2 separate regions of the Homo sapiens genome follow, and region 1 is linked to region 2. Evidence: chromatin loops called from intact Hi-C (ENCODE). Cell type or tissue: adrenal gland. All regions are shown on one strand. Links, peaks and the distances in the headings refer to the core of each region. The heading gives the core; the rest is flanking DNA. Region 1 has its middle 3.8 kb from the start of RGSL1. Region 2 overlaps RGS16 (regulator of G protein signaling 16).

The links. A loop is a pair of places that touch in the nucleus more often than their neighbours do. Peaks named below come from ENCODE experiments on the same cell type or tissue, not always from the same donor. Only the 100,000 strongest peaks of a DNase experiment are listed, where the experiment ranks them.
Region 1: it touches region 2 in a loop (6-fold over the local background); 47 of 110 quality-filtered maps call a loop at or near these places.

The regions. Positions count from the first base shown.
Region 1 is chr1:182,444,839-182,447,760 of GRCh38, reverse strand. No RefSeq gene overlaps it. Among named protein-coding and RNA genes, the nearest start is that of RGSL1, 3.8 kb to the left of the region's middle. In adrenal gland, for the core only: a CTCF peak has its summit at 1,541 (motif pointing left); no DNase peak of the experiment used is centred there.
Region 2 is chr1:182,599,826-182,602,747 of GRCh38, reverse strand. RGS16 (regulator of G protein signaling 16) reads left to right here. Exons shown (of 5, transcript NM_002928.4): 3 at 264-328; 4 at 616-782; 5 at 2,235-2,922. The coding sequence ends at 2,456. Among named protein-coding and RNA genes, the nearest start is that of RGS16, 3.1 kb to the left of the region's middle. RefSeq lists a silencer at 845-904 and an enhancer at 1,215-1,264. In adrenal gland, for the core only: a CTCF peak has its summit at 1,238 (motif pointing left); DNase peaks (open chromatin) are centred at 1,106 and 1,727.

The DNA.
Region 1 (2,922 bases), core at 267-2,766, 160 kb after region 2:
AGTAGAATCTTATTGAATGAACACACATTTTTTAAGGACCCCATGATCAATAACCACTATAAAGAATCTGTGGGTTAGATCATTCAGATATCCACACAGGCTCAACTGCCTATTATGATAACTACGCTTATTTTGTTTTTGATGGTTAACACGACCTCCAGTAGAAATAAGAACCAATTTCAACTACAACACATCTTTTTCAGCATTTGTGGTTGTCCCCATTGTGCCACTACTGCTAGCACCACCGCTATTGAGTGTTTGTTGTCATAGGCACTGCCATGCATAACCTCTCATTGCTCCTGAGCTTCTGAGTCTTCCTTCAAGATGAAAAGTTTTGGGCTGGTCATGGTAACTCATGCCTGTAATCCCAGCATTTTGGGAGGCTGTGGCAGGTGGATCGCTTGAGTCCAGGAGTTTGAGACCAGCCTGGGCAACATAGTAAGACCCTACCTCTATTAAAAAATGATTTTTAAAATTAAATGTGTATATATTCTATATTTAATTATATATCATATATTTAATTTTAAAGATTAAATGTATATATCATATATTTAATTTTAAAGATTAAATGTATATATCATATATTTAATTTTAAAGATTAAATGTATATATCATATATTTAATTTTAAAGATTAAATGTATATATCATATATTTAATTTTAAAGATTAAATGTATATATCATATATTTAATTTTAAAGATTAAATGTATATATCATATATTTAATTTTAAAGATTAAATGTATATATCACATATTTAATTTAAAAAATAAATGTATATATCATATATTTAATTTTAAAAATTAAATGTATATATCATATATTTAATTTTAAAAATTAAATGTATATGTCATATATATCATATATTTAATTTTAAAAATTAAATGTATATGTCATATATATCATATATTTAATTTTAAAAATTAAATGTATATGTCATATATATATTTAATTTTAAAAATTAAATGTATATGACATATATATCATATATTTAATTTTAAAAATTAAATGTACATATCATATTTAAATTTTAAAAGTGAATGTATATATCTATATTTAATTTTAAAATTGAATATGCATTATATATAATTAAATATAAATTTATAAATATAAATATATATACATAAAAGTTCTGGGTGGAGGATCTGATTGCTGAGTCCAGGACAGGATATCCATGTCCTTACTGCCAGGGCCAGGAGAGAGACTGTCTGGTCCCCTCTGGCATCCATAGTGGGAGACAGTCCCTCCAAGACTCACACAATAAATTTTCACTCTAAATAAAAAAGAAGGTCAGAGAGTGAGTGACCAAAAGGTTTTTGAGATACACACACATATCTCTATGTTAACTGGATTCTGTGCTTAGTCATATGCATCTAACTTTAACAGGAAGAAGAACTACATCATGTTTACTGGGTGCTTGGACAATACTTGCTTATATACTTTTCCTGCTCTTCTCTCTATCCCTCTGTCACTTCGTTTAAATGGGTCATTCAATACCAAATGGAGAGTAAGTGCCCTTTCCAGGCTCATGTAAATATGGTGCCCTCTGGTGCACGGTGTTGAACATTACACTTTTCTTTTCAAAACTCCACTCTGTAATTTGAAGGTTTTGTTTCTGTTTTTCCCCAAACATAATCTTCAGTTCGTTTTACTTTCCAAAGTAATTAGGATCACTGTCAGAGTGCTCACACCTGCTGTGACATGAGAAGTACAGAAAGGCCCTTGTCATCCGAATAGTAGGTCTGCCTATTCCACCATCGTATCTGGCCTTAACTATAATCCTCTGTGGCTTTGTAGGCGCCTGTTAATATTATTTTACCTGGAAGATACAGTTGTGAGATATAATATTTGGAGGCAATCATTTACTACAAGAGATGAATTTATTAGTGTCAGGCTTCTGAGCCCAAGCTAAGCCATCATATCCCCTGTGACCTGCACGTACACATCCAGATGGCCGGTTCCTGCCTTAACTGATGACTTTCCACCACAAAAGAAGTGAAAATGGCCTGTTCCTGCCTTAACTGATGACATTACCTTGTGAAATTCCCTTTTCTGGCTCATCCTGGCTCAAAACTCCCCCACTGAGCACCTTGTGACCCCCACCCCTGCCCGCCAGAGAACACCCCCCTTTGACTGTAATTTTCCTTTACCTACCCAAATCTTATAAAACGGCCCCACCCCTATCTCCCTTCACTGACTCTCTTTTCAGACTCAGCCCGCCTGCACCCAGGTGAAATAAACAGCCTTGTTTCTCACACAAAGCCTGTTTAGTGGTCTCTTCACACGGACGCGAGTGAAAATTACTATTTAACAAGACTTCAAAAGTACTCAAAATGGAATGGTTCTAAGGGTTAACACATGGTTTTGGTATTTCTTTAACTTTCATCTTTGTGGAGAAATAATATCTTGAAATACTAATACTTGGGTTTTGGTTCCCAACCCTTGCAGATGACTTTTCCTCTATTAGTCAAAGATCTTGCATCAAGATGAGGTCAGATTATAATAGCAAAAAACAAAAAGTCAATTTTAGGTTAAAAAAATCTAAAATATGCTCTTAATATCAAAAAGGGGAGGTGTCACCAGGGGTGGTGGCTCACAGCACTTTGGGAGGCCAAGGCTGGAAGATCACTTGAGCCCAGGAGTTTGAGACCAGCTTGGGCAACATGACAAGACCCAGTCTTTACAAAAATCAAACAGAAAAAAAATTAGCTGGGTGTGGTGGTGCCACCTGTAATCCCAGCTCTGGAGGGTGGGTTGTGGGGGAGCTGAGGCGGGAGAACTGCTTGAGCCAGGGAGTTCGAGGCTACAGTGAGCTGAGATGGTGCCACTGCATTGCAGCCTGGGTAATAGAGCAAAACCCTGTCTCAAAAAAAGAAAAAAAAAAAAATCAGGAGGAGGCCTGAGTGAAGTAGAAAACAACTTTA
Region 2 (2,922 bases), core at 89-2,588:
CAGAGACGAGACAGGCTTAGAGATATTGACTGAGGACTAAAGAGTCCCTGGCTTTGATTTCTGGTTGCTGAATTGTGCTCTAGAAAGCACTACTGCTTACCCTAAGTCCAACTAAGAGTTTGAGGTGTCAGCTTCAGCAATCACCAAGCAAGCCTTTCTGTGAATTTTATGCAGTTTTCCATCAGAGTTCTGGCTAGAATTTGTACTATGCTTTGGTTTGTTGATTTTTTTTCTTACTCTTTTTTTTTCTTTTTGTCTTTTAGTAGAAACTTCTCAGAAGATGTGCTGGGGTGGAGAGAGTCGTTCGACCTGCTGCTGAGCAGTAAAAGTGAGTAGGAGCCTTTTGTGTCTGTCTCTGGGTGGCACATGTGTACTCATGTGCTTTGGAGCCAGCCCCAGGACTGCTGAGAGCCTGGGCAGAATAATAGTAGTAGTAATAATAATAATAATGATCCCCTAGTGTGCCAGCCTCTATTCAACATATAAAGGCAGGTCATTGTTCAAGAAAATTATGTTCTAAAAATAGAGCCATTAATTGCAATTGCTTTCCTTTCTTCTTGTATTCCCTGCTGTCCCTCCAGCTGACCTATTTCCTCTTCTTTCCCGCAACCCCAGATGGAGTGGCTGCCTTCCACGCTTTCCTGAAGACAGAGTTCAGTGAGGAGAACCTGGAGTTCTGGCTGGCCTGTGAGGAGTTCAAGAAGATCCGATCAGCTACCAAGCTGGCCTCCAGGGCACACCAGATCTTTGAGGAGTTCATTTGCAGTGAGGCCCCTAAAGAGGTTAGAGCCCCCATATGCCCAGTGAATCCTCACGACCCTGCCTGCTCCTTCCCCTCTGAGAATCAGGGCTAGAGGGGAGGAAGGGCTAGGTGTAGAGGTAGAAGGGCCTTACTTGGCACAGGGGTGACTGGGCTTCTGTGACCAGAGACTAGGAAAGCCAGGCCCAGTGCCACTCCTGGGTGCTTAACCCTAAGACTCATGATGGGGCAGGATGTGTTGGCAGGTTTTTCGGCTTCTGTCCATACCCACCTTTATAAACCCATCCGTTTTTAGAGGCTCAAAACACTTAGCAACTGGGGAGACAAGGTCAGCACAGGGACCTTATGTAACCTGGCTCAGTCCCCAGGCTGACCTGCCTGAGGCCTGCTGGTCTGTGGTCTGTGATTTTTTTGTCTACCTTCTCTCCTGGCCGCTAAACGCATGGCAGCTGCATTTGCTAAAGAACACAGCGCCACCTGGTGGAAAGATAAGAGTAATGCCTTACTTTTGTACCTTATTTTTGTTTTCTGACCGCTGATTGATTCCACATAATTCTGTAAAGGTGTATTGAGCCCCAATTATATTCAAGACACTGTTACAGTCACTGTGTATGTCACAGTGAGCCACACAAAGTCCCTTACCTAATGAAACTTATAATTTGAATGGGGGAAGATGCCAATAACCAACTAGACAAATATATGCCAGGTGATGAGCTATGCACTCATAAAAATACAGCAGGAAATGAGAGACAGGGAGTACCAGAGGTAGGGCCTGGGAAGACGTAAGGTTTTCCATTCTGTAAAGGGAAGTGAGGACATATGAACAGAGATAAGAAAGAATTCAGGGAGGGAAGAACATTCCAACACAGGAAGCAGCAAATGCAATGGCCAGAGCCTGCCTGTCACAGTCACGGATGAGCAAATGGACCTGTGTAGAGCAGGGCAAGAGCAGGAGATGAGGTCAGGCATGAGGAGGATGGCCAGGTGTGGGCTTGGGGAGCCTCGTGGGCCCAGCAAGCCCTTTGGCTCTTCTTCTGAAAGACATGAGGAGACAACAGAGGAGCTACCAAACTGAGTTGGGTTTTTAAAGGCTCACTGTAGCGACTGGGTAGAGAACAAACCACAGGGGTGGGGGGTAAGGTAGCAGAGAGACCAGGTAGGAGGCCTTGGTGCAAATCCCAGGAGAGCTGATAGTGACTTGAAGCAGGGTTGCTGTAGAAGAAAGGGTGAAAGGGGATTGCGTTTGTATACATTCTTGATAGATCCTCATGTTAATTCTGAGAGATTGGAGGACAGACACTGGATCAGATGTGGGTACAAGCCCAGAGCTGAAAAGCTAGTGATCAACTCAGGAGCCCCCACTTCCTGATGCAGCATCCGATGCTCTTTCCAATGCCCAGCCTGCCGTTGGCCCTCCCTCAGCCATGCCCACCCTCTTCCCCAACTCACCCTGTGTGTGTCCTCCTTCCCGCAGGTCAACATTGACCATGAGACCCACGAGCTGACGAGGATGAACCTGCAGACTGCCACAGCCACATGCTTTGATGCGGCTCAGGGGAAGACACGTACCCTGATGGAGAAGGACTCCTACCCACGCTTCCTGAAGTCGCCTGCTTACCGGGACCTGGCTGCCCAAGCCTCAGCCGCCTCTGCCACTCTGTCCAGCTGCAGCCTGGACGAGCCCTCACACACCTGAGTCTCCACGGCAGTGAGGAAGCCAGCCGGGAAGAGAGGTTGAGTCACCCATCCCCGAGGTGGCTGCCCCTGTGTGGGAGGCAGGTTCTGCAAAGCAAGTGCAAGAGGACAAAAAAAAAAAAAAAAAAAAAAAAAATGCGCTCCAGCAGCCTGTTTGGGAAGCAGCAGTCTCTCCTTCAGATACTGTGGGACTCATGCTGGAGAGGAGCCGCCCACTTCCAGGACCTGTGAATAAGGGCTAATGATGAGGGTTGGTGGGGCTCTCTGTGGGGCAAAAAGGTGGTATGGGGGTTAGCACTGGCTCTCGTTCTCACCGGAGAAGGAAGTGTTCTAGTGTGGTTTAGGAAACATGTGGATAAAGGGAACCATGAAAATGAGAGGAGGAAAGACATCCAGATCAGCTGTTTTGCCTGTTGCTCAGTTGACTCTGATTGCATCCTGTTTTCCTAATTCCCAGACTGTTCTGG